2 separate regions of the Homo sapiens genome follow, and region 1 is linked to region 2. The links are chromatin loops, found by intact Hi-C in ENCODE. Cell type or tissue: OCI-LY7. All regions are shown on one strand.

Evidence for each region. Peaks named below come from ENCODE experiments on the same cell type or tissue, not always from the same donor. Only the 100,000 strongest peaks of a DNase experiment are listed, where the experiment ranks them.
Region 1: a loop joins it to region 2, with 4 times the contacts of the local background. A loop is called at or near these places in 4 of 110 quality-filtered maps.

What each region holds. Positions count from the first base shown.
Region 1 is chr3:35,660,709-35,668,708 of GRCh38, forward strand. All of the region lies in intron 1 of ARPP21 (cAMP regulated phosphoprotein 21), which reads left to right. Among named protein-coding and RNA genes, the nearest start is that of ARPP21-AS1, 13 kb to the left of the region's middle. In OCI-LY7, a CTCF peak has its summit at 4,949; a DNase peak (open chromatin) is centred at 4,123; H3K4me3 peaks cover 2,193 bases; H3K27ac peaks cover 3,096 bases.
Region 2 is chr3:35,488,044-35,496,043 of GRCh38, forward strand. No RefSeq gene overlaps it. Among named protein-coding and RNA genes, the nearest start is that of ARPP21, 150 kb to the right of the region's middle. In OCI-LY7, no CTCF peak of the experiment used is centred here; a DNase peak (open chromatin) is centred at 4,988; H3K4me3 peaks cover 1,669 bases; H3K27ac peaks cover 2,738 bases.

The sequences.
Region 1 (8,000 bases), 170 kb after region 2:
GTAAGGAGAATGACTAACTTTTGACTGAGGATTTTGAGTAAATGCTTCTATTCTTTTTTGTGGGGTACTACTCTCTTTATCTTACTGGATGGGAGATAGTTGTGGGTTTTTTTCCCTAAATAATGAATTAGTCTAATTTAACCCTTTATCTTGAAAATTAGTGAACAATCCTATAATGACTCATTTGGAAGTCACTGCTTAGCATACTTACTGAAAAACAAAGAAAATATGTAGTTGGAAAGCTAAATTGAGTAACTCCTTGTTTTTAGCAGATTATAAATTTCTTAAAGGCAGGTACAGGGCTAAATCTATCTTTGCATCTCACAATTTTTAGCAGACTTTTTTACACCTAGTAGGAGCTGGGTAAATAATAGTTTATCAACTTCACTGGCATAACAAGGCCTAATTACACACATGATCACATACACATGGATTACCTGTACAATTGAAACTGGACCCTCCAGGAGAGCGAGTGCTTTACTTTGACCAATTTAAATACAAATCTCAGCCTTGTAAAACATCAAATACAGAATATAATTTAATATTCTCTCATTGATTCATTGTCATAGTATGAAAATCAGTTATTGAGCTATATCGTGAGAATGGTGAATTTGTGCTGTTAAAACTTCACCTCCTCCAGGCATATCCACAAGGAGAAATGGCAAACAATGGGACAAAAAGAGGAAAAGAGATAAAGTGACTCTGTCAGTCTTTACCAGTAAAAGTCATGGAATACTGCTCAGCACATAGAAACATGCTGTAAGTGTTAGTTGCTGCTATAATTATTTAGGCAGCTCCTTTATTAGAATCTTTGAACTGCTAGTATACATTCTCTGCATGGAGTATAGAAACTTGAAAATAAATACAGCATAAAGAAATCAGAACACTTATAAATTTCTTATGACCGGCTATAAAATTCAAAAAATCAACAGTATTCAATTCTCATTGACCTTTTTATGTCCTGCCTCATCTCTCAAAAGAGTACTTTTGTAGGCAACAATAATACATATTTCCTGGAGAGAGAATGAGGCACAGTGGATGCCTTTGTATTTATTGTGTTACCTTGGGCAAGTTCCTTGACCTTACTGAATTTTAGTTGTTCCATGTGTATAAAGGAGACAGTGACATACCTGTTTCTGGTTGTGAGGTAATAAATGAGATACTTTGTAAAAGTTTTGAAACACTTCATGGGCACTAACTAATTTGTAATCATAGTATCTTGAATGCCTATTATGTGTCAGGCCTGGTGTTAGCTATTGGTGATTTTAAAATTAAGTTTGAGGATATAATTTTCGGAGGTGTTCACAAGTAGACATACTTTGGATTTGAGATTAGAGAATTATGTAGCATTATAGTGGCCTCTGAGAGTTAAAGGTCAAAATAGGATGAGATTTCAGGTGTAGAAGATAATTCACACCATTGGAAAGAATCATAGTGTGTGTGGTTTATTTTTAAGCATTAAATATGTGGTCCCATATAAACCAACTTAGCAGTACCAATTGGCATACATGTGCGTACTGTATGTAGTTTTAATACTTTTATAAATATTGCAAGATTTGGAGCAGTGATGAGGTGCCAGGTATTAGAGAGGTGATTAAGAGGAGCTAACAATGGCTTAAAGCAAAATGGTGATTGTTAACCTGGGTTTTATCACTACTGCAAAGCATTTTCAACCCTTCTGAAAGGATGTCCTGTGATGTTGCAGGTAGGTTTCTGGAAAGCATACTCTGAGATAGAGTTAAGTGTGCAGGATGTTTACTAAGGAGAGTTCTTGGGACCAACCCCACAGAGGGACAGGGAGGGGAGCAGGACTGGGCAGAGAGAGAAGGTGAGCTGCAGTTCAGGCCAGAGGATGAGGACAGCCTCTGCTGATCCTGCAGAAAGCTCTGCCACTGGAATGACCTTCAGAGAGTCCCACAAAGGGTTGAGATCTCAGGGCTTCTAGTACCCTCTTGATCATTTATTGAATTATTGGATATGGATTATTCTAGGAAAGAGTGTGCTTGAGGTAGTGCAGCTCTCTGCAGCAGAGACAGTTCAACAAGAGGCAACAAGACCTTGAAGGGAGAATTGTGCCCACCAAGTGAAATCTACCAGAAGGGTAAAAAAAATTAACAAAGATTGCATATTCTCACTTGTATCTGGGAGCTAAAAATTTTGATCACATGGAGACAGAGAGTAAAAAGATAGATAACAGAGGCTGGGAAGGGTGAGTGGCATAGGGAAGAAAGGATGAAGAGAAGTTGATTAAAGGGTACAAACATACAGCAAGATAGAAGGAATAGATTCAATGTTTGATAACAGAGTAGGGTGACTATATTTAACAAAAAGATACTGTACTCAGGCGATGGACACCCTAAATACTCTGACTTTATCACTATGTATTGTATGCATGTTGTAGCATTTCTCATGTACCCTATAAATTTGTACAAATTAAAAAAAAATAACAACAGAAACTTCATGATGCCTAGAGCAGACGTATCTAAATGCTTACCCCAGAATTGAATAAAAATTGTGTATTGCTGCTAGGGAGAAAAGGCTTCACTGGATTTGGGTCAGTTTTTTCAAAAAAGCTGTGATCTATACGGTTTTTAAACCCCTAACATTCTCCTTGGAAATAACAATCAATCACCTACAAATCAGAGTCTCTCCCACCTGGACTGAAGCCCAGTCTGGGCGCATAGTTCTTGCATCTGACAATGATTTAATCCCCAGACAAATTTTTATACTTTGAACTTTTTATTATGGAAATTTTTTAAATGTGCACAAAATGGAGATAATTGTGTAACAAACCCCCATGTATGCATCATGAAGCATCAGCATTTTGCCCTTCTTGTTCCAGAGAAATTTTTAATAGCACAAAGCACAGCCTCCCGTGTTGATCGGAGACAGATCTGGAGGGATGTGTCCTCGGAGCGGGGTGAGATTTCACAATGTTTGAAGGTAGGAACATCTCTTAATAGCACTGACGTGAGTGCAGTTGAAGCTGTCAGAGCCACGGTTCTGGGAAGTGGCACGCTCACCCCCACAGTCCTCCGGAGTAATGCTGGGCCATATACTCGCATTTCCACTGTCCCAGCTTGCCTGCTGGGCCGTGGGAATTGGATTTGGACCTGGAATGTGTGCTGATGCCTGAGGCTATCTTAATGCTTCATGGCACCCAAGAAGGCCATACTTGGCATCTCAAAAAAGGTGCAGGGCATTTAACATGTTTGCTTTAGTTTTGTAATTATGCTGTGTAACCGAGGGTCCTCTTGGAAATTGTTGCAAATGAAAGTGAACTGTCCAGTCGTCCGTGTTCTTGGCAAATTTTCAGCCCACTATAAAGCGAAAATCAAAATTTCTGTTTAAGAAAGGAGTATCTTCAAAAAAGCTTGCAGACAATATCTAAAGCAATGTTTGAAATCTTAATAGAACCCTGTGACTTGAACACCTAAACTATTTTTTAAAGTTTGATTTTGTTTTTAATTGACACGTACATATTTATGGGGTATAATGTGGTATTTCAACACATGTATTCATTGTGTAATGATCGAATCAGAGTAATTAGCATATCCATCACCTCAAATATTTGTCATTTCTTTGTGGTGAGAACATTAAAAATCCTCTCTTCTCGCTATTTGGAAATATGCAATACAATATTGTTAACTGTAGTTACCCTATAGAGCAATTTCTAGAACAGAACTTTTTCCTCCTGAGTGTAACTTTGTACCTGTTGACCAGACTCTCTCCATCATCCCTCCCACGATCCCTAGACTCTGGTAACTGCTATTCTATCATTTCTGATACCCTGCAACTTCAAGTCCCCAGGTGGCTCTGCCAGAGCGTTCACGATGACGTCCCATTCCTGTTAAGCTATGCCTCTATCCTCAGTGGAAACAGCCCGGGCGTTCCTAGGAGTGAATCAGCAGTCCGCTTTATCCCTTCGAATTGAGCAGGAATTTGTTGGTTGTTTGGCTCCGGAGCAGGTGGCGGCGGGGGCTGTGGCGGTTGCGTTTCCTCTTTGAGGTGGGGGCTCAGCTGTTTCCTTGGTCATGCGCCCCTGGTAAGTGCCTGGAGGAGGCAGAAGGCCAAGAATACAGCTGAGACTTGGTCTGCTGCCAACTCCCAGCAGCTGCTGCTCTGTTCTCTGAGCTGGAACCGACTCCAGGCTGCTATGTGGCCTGATCTGGCATTCAGGGAGGGGCTTCAGAGGAGTGTCACTTGCATACTCTGAGTGACTTAGCCCACCTGCTATTTTGTGTGTGTGTAACCTAATTCAAGTGAGACTTCTCCAACATTCGAATTACATGAAAAATGTTAGGTCACTGAAAGAAACAAACTTTTCGCTCCTTTGGAGGCCAATGAATTTGCAGATCTTAAAGGAATGATTTTAAAAGTTAAAAGCTGAGTGGACCACCCTAACTCAGAATACATGAGTTTAATATAAGTGTGTCTTGGTTTATATTTATGTCTGTCTACATATGCACAAAAGCAACTTGGAAAGAATACAGGACTAGAAGAAGAACAGAGTCTTAGGCTTTATGTGGCCTTTATGTAGATAAATATAAAGGACAACAGCATTGCCCTTGGCCTAAGCTTTTTTTTTTAATATGATAACAAGATCATAAGCGGCCTAAGCTTTTTTTAATATGATAACAAGATCATAAAACTCTCATGAAATTATGAGAGCTTGTTTTTGAAGTAAAAATTTAAAGTAAGTGGAAAGTTCTGAGCAAAGTGCTATACATGGACACTCTAAAAATATCTGCAGAATCAAAATGTGTACTTAGATACCACACACATACATCCATGTATCTAGTTCTACATTGAAGTAGTTAATAGGTCTTTTCAAATGACTTTAACACTGAGTTGTTTTGTATAGTGAAAACATTCATTTGGAGGTAAGAGGTTATATCAAACATTCAGGATTTAGTCATTTCCTATATTTGAGAAACAAGAAAAGAATCCTCTGGGTAAATATTGCATTTGTTCATGAAACCATCCTCATTTTCAAAAGCACAGCTGCAGATGAAGAGCTACTTAATGAACCCTATTCCATTTTGTAAAAAGTTAATACAACTTCCCCCTGGAGTCTCCTAGAGGGCAGGGCTGTACTCCAGTCATCGTTGTAATGCTTGTTCTCATCAAGGTATTTAGTTAGTGTATGCACAATATGTGGAAGGCAGTAAAATGTATCCTGCTCATTAATGGTTTTTTAAAGGAAACGTGATAGAATGTGTGCATTGTTGTGGTTTCTAAAACACCCAGATCATTGCTCACTGTATGATGGCTCAACTGGGCTGTGCCCATATCCTCAGAACCTCAACTCCAACCTTACGGTTCAAAGAATAGTGGTTGGAAGTAGGAGCTGATTAAAAGTGGCAAACCTACTTGGGGGATACTCAGTCAAGGAGATTAATAAATAGTATATACTGAGAATGATACAAATGAATACCGATGTTGTCACTTATACACCCTTCCCTGAATCTAAACCTACCAAGCAGAAGGGAATTTAATTTCTTTAAATGGAGTTATAGGGTATTCCCACAAACTGCTATTTTTTTCTGAAAATTTTTTACTGGTTTCTTGTAGAGGGAAGCAAGCTTAGAACAAAATATTCCAATCAGTGGCTCCACACAAAAATATCCCTGAATTCTTAAGAAATTTTAGCCCAAGTCATATTGCAAAATTATTCTTGACTTTGTTTTCAGTGATTTTGAGTTGTTTTGATTTTGACATTTATTCCAAGCACAAAACATATTTTATGATAATTTAAATGTCTATTTAATTAATCTTGACATTCTTTTGGCATTATTCAACTAGTTTTAAAATTTTTGTTAAATTATTTGGTTGTGTGTAGGTGTAGGGTTTTTATTTTAGTTTGTCTTTGACATTAATTTCAAACATACATTTTTATAGACTAAATTCCTTTTATTGCACATTTTATTAAATGTACTTCTTCTTAATTTTAGCTTTATTAACAATTTTTCCATTATCTTTACTTTTCTATTTTTTGATTAAATGGGTAATTATATTTCAACCACAAACATGCTTTACAGTGTGATTAACACTGCAAACAGGCATCCAAATTAATTCATTATTTTCTATCTCTTCTCAGTCTTTATGTTTACTTTTTCCAAATATAAAATTAAACAGGTTTTTTTGAGATTTGGAAAGGTTAGAATAAACATGCAACCTCAACTATCCCCTGTGGTTCTACCCACCTGAATTGCCACTGGCATCACTATGGCATGCCTTCAGTATTTATTGCCAGTCATGTAGTAACTATTATCCTCACTCATTTCAAAAGCGTATGGATAAAATTGAAGTCCCAGAACCAATCTGTCAGAATTTAGGCTCTGCCTCACCCCTAGAGTGAAATATTTGATATGCTTAATGTATCTATGACTCAGCTTCCTCCACTCTAAAATGTGACTCTTTAAGGGCTAGTCCTATTATCCTACATTCTTTAATCAAAATACTGTCAGGCACAGAGTGAGTCTCCAATAAGTATATTTAAATTGTTTTAAATTGATACTATTTATATTAACATTTAACTTAAGTTTTATTCAAAATCTCAAACTGTATCATAGCAAAACTAGTTTTATTTAGCAATCTGATTTGTGGTAGTGATAATGATAATGGTAAACTAATTTAAGAATGAAACCACAGTCATTTTGCATTGTGATTACGTGTCATAATCTCATGACTAGTTAAATTTATGTATTAATTCATTAAATAACTAATTCATCAAGTTATTATTGAATTCCAAGCATTCTACTAGATGTTTTAGTACAATATTCCTCATTTTAAAATAACTTATGTGAGAGAGGGTTAAGTCACTTTCAGATTCTTCTCAAAGAAGCAGTAATCTTTTTGCATTGACTCTTGGAAGTTGGACTCTATTTGTAGCTTCAATCACTTCTTAATATATTTGAAAGAGGTGCTAGATTAAAAGAAGAGAAAAAGATATGTAAGAGTCCTTCTAGTTAATTAAAAGGAAATGTAATCTAGTCTTAAATTGGATCATAATGCATGACAAGTTAATTTATAATGAAATTTTGCAATGGTATTGATGCAGTATCACTCCAAAATACTGCACTTTGGAAGTCAGTAAGTCTTGAAGATCACCTGCAGTACTTTTATTCTCAAAGAAGAAGAAGAAGAAGAAGAAGAAGAAGAAGAAGAAGAAGAAGAAGAGGAAGAGGAAGAGGAAGAGGAAGGAGGAGGAGGAGGAGGAGGAGAAGGAGAAGAAGAAAAGAAGAAGAAGAAGAAGAAGAAGAAGAAGAAGAAGAAGAAGAAGAAGAAGAAGAAGAAGAAGAAGAAGAAGAAGAAGAAGAAGGAGAAGAAGAAGAAAGAAGAAAGTCATAAAGTAAGTGAGAACACAAATTTCCCTCTCAGGAAATTCACAATGTCCCTCCCTCAGAAATTTCTTGCTACTATTCATGGTAAAGTATCATCTCTGACTTTGTTCTTATCCATTTTGGGGGAAGAGTATTCCTAAATATAGAAGTGTAAATTTTTGGAAGTGTATATTTTTTAATAAATTAAAATAAAATGGAAACCTAAAAAACAGAGCATTTTTAGTATTTGGATGGGCAGCATTTCTTTTCAGTTTTGCAGCATCACCTTAAGTGTGGCATCTTGGTGAGCCTAGTGGATTGCCAGTAGAGCAAATAGCCAATGTAGTCCACTGGCTGGCATGCTATCTTCTCCTTGCTCCTGCTGGAGTCTCTGAAGTGTAGAGCAATCATGGCCTAATCTGGAATTGGCATCTGGGAGTATGCCCAAGCCCCATATGAGTGGTCAGGCCACAGAGTTGCCAGCAGAGAGCTAGTGCTCCCAAAACTGAAAACGAAGTCTACCAGGATATGAGGATAGTTTTGAACCACACAGGATTTTAGATACCTGGGATCTGCCGTTTTTACATTTGCAAATTGCCAAGATTCAAATTACACAAATTATCTATGCACACACATAAATATTTAAAATTATGATACTAATAATGCCTTGTGAGA
Region 2 (8,000 bases):
TGTAAGAGAATTTTGTATTAAACTAAAACTTATGAAATTGCTAATGCTTATCAGGTTTTGGCCCACAGAAACAGCAATTTCATTTTATTTAGTCACTTATGTTCACTCATTTAAAATTCCTATTTACTCTATAAGAAACTGACTATTATTATTCCCAGTTTACAGATAAAGAAACTGAGGTACAGAAATGTTAGGAGACTTACCCAAGGTCATATATGAAATGTTAGTAACATCAGTATTTACCCTAGATGGCCAAAGTCCTGCACTCCTTTAACCTTCCTCCAACTAGGCTTTTCTTCGCTCACTAAAGGATCTCAGCCTTCAATTGCTATTGTTATACAGGAGACATTTCTGTGGCTCATGCAGGATGATTAACTGGAGGCCAACTTTGGTTCATGTAAGTGATCAGATCATTTTGTACCCTTTGTCTAATCTGCAAAGTACAGAAAATGAAAGAAGGTGGAATGTATGAAGGAGGTGAAAAAGAAAACGGCAAAAAAAAAAAAAAAAACAAGGTACAGACAAAAAGACAAAAAGTCAATTAAAAATGGAAGAAAATAGAAGAGGACATATATATCTTGAATGGTGCTCCAATCCCAAAAACTCTTCTAATGATTTACTTTACTAGTTGTGTAACTGCACAATATCCTTGTGAGGCTTTAATTGCTGTCCCAAATTTATAGCTGGGAATTTATGTTTGTCATCAAGTGATTCAGCTACTAGAAACCAGATATCCAAAGTATAAAAGTGAGAAGAAAAAGGAGGAGGAAGAAAAAGAGGAGGAGGGAAAAATGGTCATTAGTTCATTATTTTTCAAATCATGAAGAAGCAGACAAAATACTCAACAATCTATAAGTCTGCACTGGATCTCTGAAAGCAAACGCCAGCATTCAGTTTCTTAATTCAGAGATTAAGAAGTAAGGGGGACAAAATCATAATCATACAGTCCATGGGTAAGAAAGGGCAGATGGTGAAAGAAGACATATACATGTATACACATATGTACACAGAAACATGTATATACGGATGTGTGTATATATGCACATACATGTATTTGTGAATGTGTACACATGTGTATATATACGCACATACATATACAAACATTAAGATTTTCATAAATTGGCTGGGTGTGATGGCTCACGTTTGTAATCCCAGCACTTTGGGAGGCCAAGGCGGGTGGATCACAAGGTCAGGAGTTCAAGATCGGCCTGGCCAACACAATGAAACCCTGTCTCTATTAAAAATACAAAAATTCGCTGGGTGTGGTGGTGGGTGCCTGTAATCCCAGCTACTTAGGAGGCTGAGGCAGGAGAATCACTTGAACCTGGGAGGCAGAGGTTGCAGTGAGCTGAGATGGTGCCACTGCACTCCAGCCTGGGTGACAGAGCTAGACTCTGTCTCAAAAAAAAAAAAAAAGATTTTCATAAATTATGTTAATTAAATAGGAAACAAAAAGTAAAAGAAGAACAGGCTCAGGGAGAAATGTCTATTCCACACCAAACTATGTTTCACTAATCTTTAATGAAAACAGTAAATAAGGCCACAATAAGAAATATGACATTTTTTTTCTCTGATTTTCTTAGTGTCTTATGTTTTATATGGCAGCAAGAACTGGAGATGGAGGATGTCTGGTCCCCTGGAAATAAGTCTCTTTAAAAAGAACATCTACAAATATGTAGAGAGTACACTGTTCTTGGGGAAAAGAATGGGATGCCCTCAAATGTCATCTATTTTCAATGTCAACTTTTGGAAAAATTGTATCTCCGCCTTACATTAAGGTACAGTGATTTCTTTCCTAAATACCATCTGTTCAGGTAGCATACCTGCTGAAAGAAATTGTTACTTCAGTTCTTTGACATATGCTTTGGTTTTGTTCTTATGGGAACTGCAATATTCTTCATTGCAAGCAACAAAATGTTAACTATGGTAACTGTCTTTTAAACTGATTATATTTTTGTTAAATAATGACATATTTCCTACCAATTAAGAAGGAAGGTATATTCACTATAAAGAATTTACAAAGCTGGACAATTAAAAAGAAAAAAATGAAATGAATCCCAACACCCACAGATGACCACTATTAATATTTTCTATATTATTTTCAATTCTTTATATGTAGGTACACATATTATATAATGTAGTAATGCTGTATATAGAGTATCAGTTTCATCTTTTTTACTTTACATTAATCTTTTCTGAGCTTAAATACTCTTCACAATGTGATTTTAAGTATAATAGGGTTTCTCATTAATGTGCATATTGGTCAGGGTTCTCCAGAGAAGCAGAACCAATAGCATGTGTTTATAGATACAGATATAGCTTTATATTATGGAATTGCCTCAGTTAATTATGGAGTCTGCTAAGTTCAAAATCTGCAGAGTGGGCCAGTGGTTTGGGAGACGCAGGCAGTGCCAGTGTTCCAGCTTGAAGTCCCTTAAGCAAAAACAGCCCATGTTATATATGAAGTCTGAAGACAGTCAGTTGGAGAATCCTCTCTTACTTCAGGGAGGATCAGTAATTAAATTCTATTCAAGGCCGGGCGCGGTGGCTCACGCCTGTAATCCCAGCACCTTGGGAAGCCGAGGCGGGCGGATCACGAGGTCAGGAGGTCGAGACCACGGTGAAACCCCGTCTCTACTAAAAATACAAAAAAAAAAATTAGCCGGGCGCGGTGGCGGGCGCCTGTAGTCCCAGCTACTCGGGAGGCTGAGGCAGGAGAATGGTGTGAACCCGAGAGGCGGAGCTTGCAGTGAGCCCAGATCGCGCCACTGCACTCCAGCCTGGGCGACACAGCAAGACTCCGTCTCAAAAAAAAAAAAAAAAAAAAAAAAAAAAAAAAAAAAAAATTCTATTCAAGCCTTCAACTCATTGAATGAGGCCCACTCACGTTATGAAGGGCATTCTTCTCTATTCAGATCCACCAATTTTAATGTTAATCTCAGCCAAAAACACTCTCACAGAAATACGAGGAATAATGTTTGACCAACTATCTTGACATCCCGTGGCCCAGTCAAGCTGAAACATAAAATCAATTATCAGTTATAAGAATGTATATTCCTTTATTTATTAAATCAAATTAGATGAGTGAATATTTAGGTAATTTTTAAATACATGGAAATTTACAGTAAATCACTCCCCTTCTCCCATTATATACACTGGTATTTTATCACACAACTCTTCCTACTAAGAAAGGGCAGAGCTTTTTAAAACACAGCAAGCACATCCTGCTCCACTTGCTACCATCAGCTAGACTTGATGTGTCATTGGAAATGTATTCCATATTTTTTATTCCATTGTTTCTGATCTCCTCATGTGAAATCATCTGTTTCTAGCTCCCATTTTTCTATTACCCTGAGGTGATACAGTACATGGACCTTCACTGTACCCAGCATGCCCTAATAGGTCCTTCTTGACATTTTCTCCTGCTTTAATTGTAGGAGCTAAATTCTATCAATATTCAATGCCTGTCTGACCATCTTTACCGTATCTCTTAAGCCTATTTTTTCTTTGATTCTTGCTTTCAATGAATAAAAAATAAAAAGTAAGGACAAGGTGTGGAAATGGGAGGCACTATTGAGGTAAAGAGAATAAACAATGCTCAGACATCTTGAAAAACAGCACATGTGCAGGAGAGGTATAGCTTGGCATGTTATTTTTCATTATTAAATTTAAAATTATTTGGTCAAGGCAAAATAGAGGGAGATATGCCAATTTTCTTTCTAACTCTTGCAACACCACCCACCCACCTCCAAAACTATTTTTTATGAAGTATAGTCTAGTTATTCATCAGAAGTATTTCAGATATGTCTGCAGCTGTGTTTTTATTTTTAATCCGGCTAAACTGGCCTCTTTATTAGAATACGTTCTCTCTAAAATCTGGAATTAGGTTTTCTATCAGTGTTGGTAATACTGTTATCTGCATTCATATTTTCATATATATATAATTTGAGAAAAACTGCTTCAGAACCTGCAAATCAGACACAATTTTAACCAATAACATGTTTTAAATATGAATTCACTTCACTGTCATCTTGAGCTGTTACGTGCACACTACAATCCACAAAGGCTAGTGACCTAACAAATTGAAGTGACTTGATAGACTTAAAGTTATTTCTTAATGCTCTATTGTAGATTTTACATTTGCAACAGTAACTAATTGCACCTAATATGAAATCTAATTAAGACTTCATTGTACCATCTGTGTTCTTTCATTAAAAGACATGTACTATTAAACATGTATTGAAAAGGAGATACTGAAAGAGTTACTTAAAATTCATTTCCTTCCATTCTCAAAGACTGGATAGTGGCAGAGTGTAATACACTATTGTTATATCCAGTCTTTAATAGCTCCTCAGAGTCATAGCTAATTTTCCTATTAGTTACAGAGTAGAGATTGCACCACCAAATTAAACCTCACAATTTCAGCAATAGGGAAGGGAGAGAAATACACACATTCACATTATTGAGAAAAAGGAAAACAGCTTTGGTAATGCACACACACAATAATTTTCTGTAGGTGAAGTCTTTTCTTCTCTCACCTCATTTAATGCAAATAATAAATATTTTGTTTATTGTACTAGAAAGTTTTAAGATTTCCTCTGCCTACAAATGGACCAACCTCTTAATTGTTATCTCTTGGTGTTACATGATGCAAAAGTTAGCAGGTAAAAAGGAAGGAAATCAAGAAACACATTATTGGAGTGAAATCCACACACCTGCAAAAAAAACTGACTACCATGATTAAACCCACACTAGCATGTCCTATATTTGGTTTGTTTCTCCTCTAATGGTCACTTTATATTTACAAAGAAATTACTGTTTTTCAGTGTTTGTCAAGATGCTGAAATCACTAGTAGAGGATGTTCTCACAGTCTCCTAGTCTTTTTAAAAAGCTAAAAAATAACTGACATTCCCCCTATGTAGGTCTTAGACAAAAAATGCCCTAAGTGGCCTCCAGTTTATTTATATACCAGCAGCTGCAGTCACGTCATCAAGATGCAATAAAACCATCTCTCAGTTTTGCATGCACCTGTTGTTAAAGGGAAATCTGAAACAAATGATCAGGGGCTGTGGGGTCTTAAGTGACAGTGGGACACCAAAATAGTGGATCTCTGGCAATAGTTATATATTTTCAGGGAAGCTGAGCTGGTGATATAGGCATCAGTCGTAAGGGGTTTCCTCCCTTGGTCCTGTGTTAAACTGACCTCCTTATTCATACATGGGTAATCATCAGTTTTCTGGTGTAAAACACAAGAAAATTATGATGGACCAAAGCCTATTTTCCCTTGTTTTTTAAGCTTTGTATCCTGTTGCAGAAGACCCAGAAGCATGTAACAGACTTTTGACAAATTTCAGTGACTGATGGAGCAGCAGGAACTTTAGACCCTGATTCAGGACAATTGCAACCCACACTTGTGAAAGGTGGTTGTCCCATTAGAGTATCCAACAGACTCATTTATGATCGTGGTATTCATAATAACCATATCTAATAAAGCAAGCATTGTTTAGTGACCCTAGAGGATACTTAGGTTCCCAGATGTTGAGTGATTTGCTCAAAGTTACAGAGTACATAGCTGATGCAGAATTAGCATCCAATTGTTAGAGCAACTCTGAAACACCTGGTCTTTTACACACCCCTGAGTTTGAATTCTGACTTTATCATGAGTTTTCTGTCTAAAACTCAGTCTCCTTGTCTGCACATGGTTTGCTATGGGAATCAAATACCATAACTTATATCTGACAACAACGAAGCAACAGCAACAAGAACAATGTGAAAGATGTCTAGAATTATATCTGGTATGTAGCAAGTTACCTTTACAGGCTAGTTCCCACCATCTCTATGAGTGAGCACACATATATACATAAAGGAAGTTTAAAGGAACCTGTAAGGTTCCAGGTCTCCTCTGAAGCAGGTATCTCAGCTCAGACACACCCACCACAGTGAAGATTAGGCTCCGGATCTGGGAGCAGTCAGTCTGCCCTTTGATATAAGGTCCTCAATGTGAGGTGCTCACCACCTTCCTGACCACCTCCTATTCCCTCCCTTTGGGAAGCTGAAATGGAGCCCAAGAGGGAGGAGCATTAGTGGTCATTTGAAGCCATTCTCATGAGAACAAGTGAGAAATATTTGATTCTGCAAAGAGAATTCCATGCTTTTCTGGTTTATTTTTATTTTCAAATGAAGAGAGTTTGATAAATCTTTTGACAATATGTGACTTTCAGACTTGAAGTACATTCTAAAAAGAATATCCCACAGTAGACCCCTTACATCCAAACACACATTAAGATGCTGAATCTCCTTCATCCTTGCAAAGTAAATTCTGTGGCTAAAATGCCTAAGTTCTCTTTATCAACTGTCAGCAATAAGCCATACTTTATTCATAAGCTAGGCTACAGGCAGGACCTGAGAAACCTTAGCATTTTAAGCATATTTAGAAATTCCTTATTTCCATTGCTTTTACATAAAATATAACATTACGATAACATTGATGATGTATAAATGCATTGGGCTCTTGCTATTTGGCAAGCACCGTACTATTCTAAAACATGACAAACAACAATATTCTGTGATAGGTAATATTAGTACTCCCATTTTATAAGGAAAATAAAAACCAAAAAGTGCATAGTGGTCACTCATGGCAGCCACTTATATTGCACTTACCGTATGCTATCATTGTACTATTTATCTTTGCCTCTACCTACCTATGCATATATGTCATATATGTATATATAGTATCTATGTATTCTTCACAACAACCCTATAAGAAAAGAATTTTTTTATCCTCATGTGACAAAATGGAGGTAAGTAGATAATAAGTCACTTGCTCAGACTCACACAGTAATAAGTGGTGCAGAACAGACTTGGGCCCAAAAGTCCAGTTCAGAGTCCATACTCTTAATCACTGTGCTATAATGACTATTAAGTGTTCAGAAAATATTTTTTTTAAAAAAAGGATAAATGTAAGGCCAGGCTCAGTGGTTCATGCCTGTAATTCCAGTACTTTGGGAGGCCAAGGCAGGATGATCACTTGAGGCTAGGAGTTCAAGACCAGTCTGTGCAACAGCAACACCCCCTCTACAAAGAAAAAAAAAAGTATAAAAAATAATTAGCTGCATGTTGTGGCTCATGCCTGTCTTCCTTGCTACTCCAGTGCCTAAGGCAAGAGGATTGCTTGAGCCCAGGAATGTGAGGCTGCAGTGAGCCATGATAGTACCACTGCCCTCCAGCCTGGGCAAAAGAGCAAGACCTTTTCAAAACAAAAACAAAACAAAAAACAAAGAAATGAATGGATGGGTGTACTTTCCCATGGTGATGATGATGTAGCAAATAAAGAATGGAGCAGAAATTCCTGCTCTTATCCACGATGCAATTATGCGTCTCACTTTATTCTAAAATGATTTCAGTTGGCATGGATTTTCCCTTAAAAAACAAAATACTCAGTTTTCTGCATTCATCAGTGATATGGTGAGACATTAATTGCAAGGTGAGCGTAGAGCCTCCTAGAGAGTGCAAATGTATTTTACCTGGTGTTCTTTTCAGTAATTGGATAAAATATTCTAAATATATTGTGGAAAAGTTAATTTAGAAATCAGAAATTAGCTAACAAACTCTCCTGTGAACAGAAGGAAGAAAGTCACTTGGTTTAACATGACCAATTTTAATATTTTAAGATATCAGAAAGGACAAGAGGGGCTGATAGAGACAGAATCTATAGGGATTGCCTGTGATGGGAGATCCAGTGTAGTATGAAAAGCTAAGCTTTTATTATTCATACTTTTCAATTTGCAGGTAATGCCCGGTTCCTTAAAACTGGGAAATCTTTGAAAATTTTAATCCTTTCTAAAAATATAGACTTTATTTTTAGACCAGTTTTAAGGTCACAGAAAATTGAACAGGAAGTACATAGCTTTTCCATATAGCCCTTGCCCCTACACATGAATAGCCTCTTCTGTGATCAACATCCCCCCATCAGTGCTTCATCTATTATAATACAACTGAT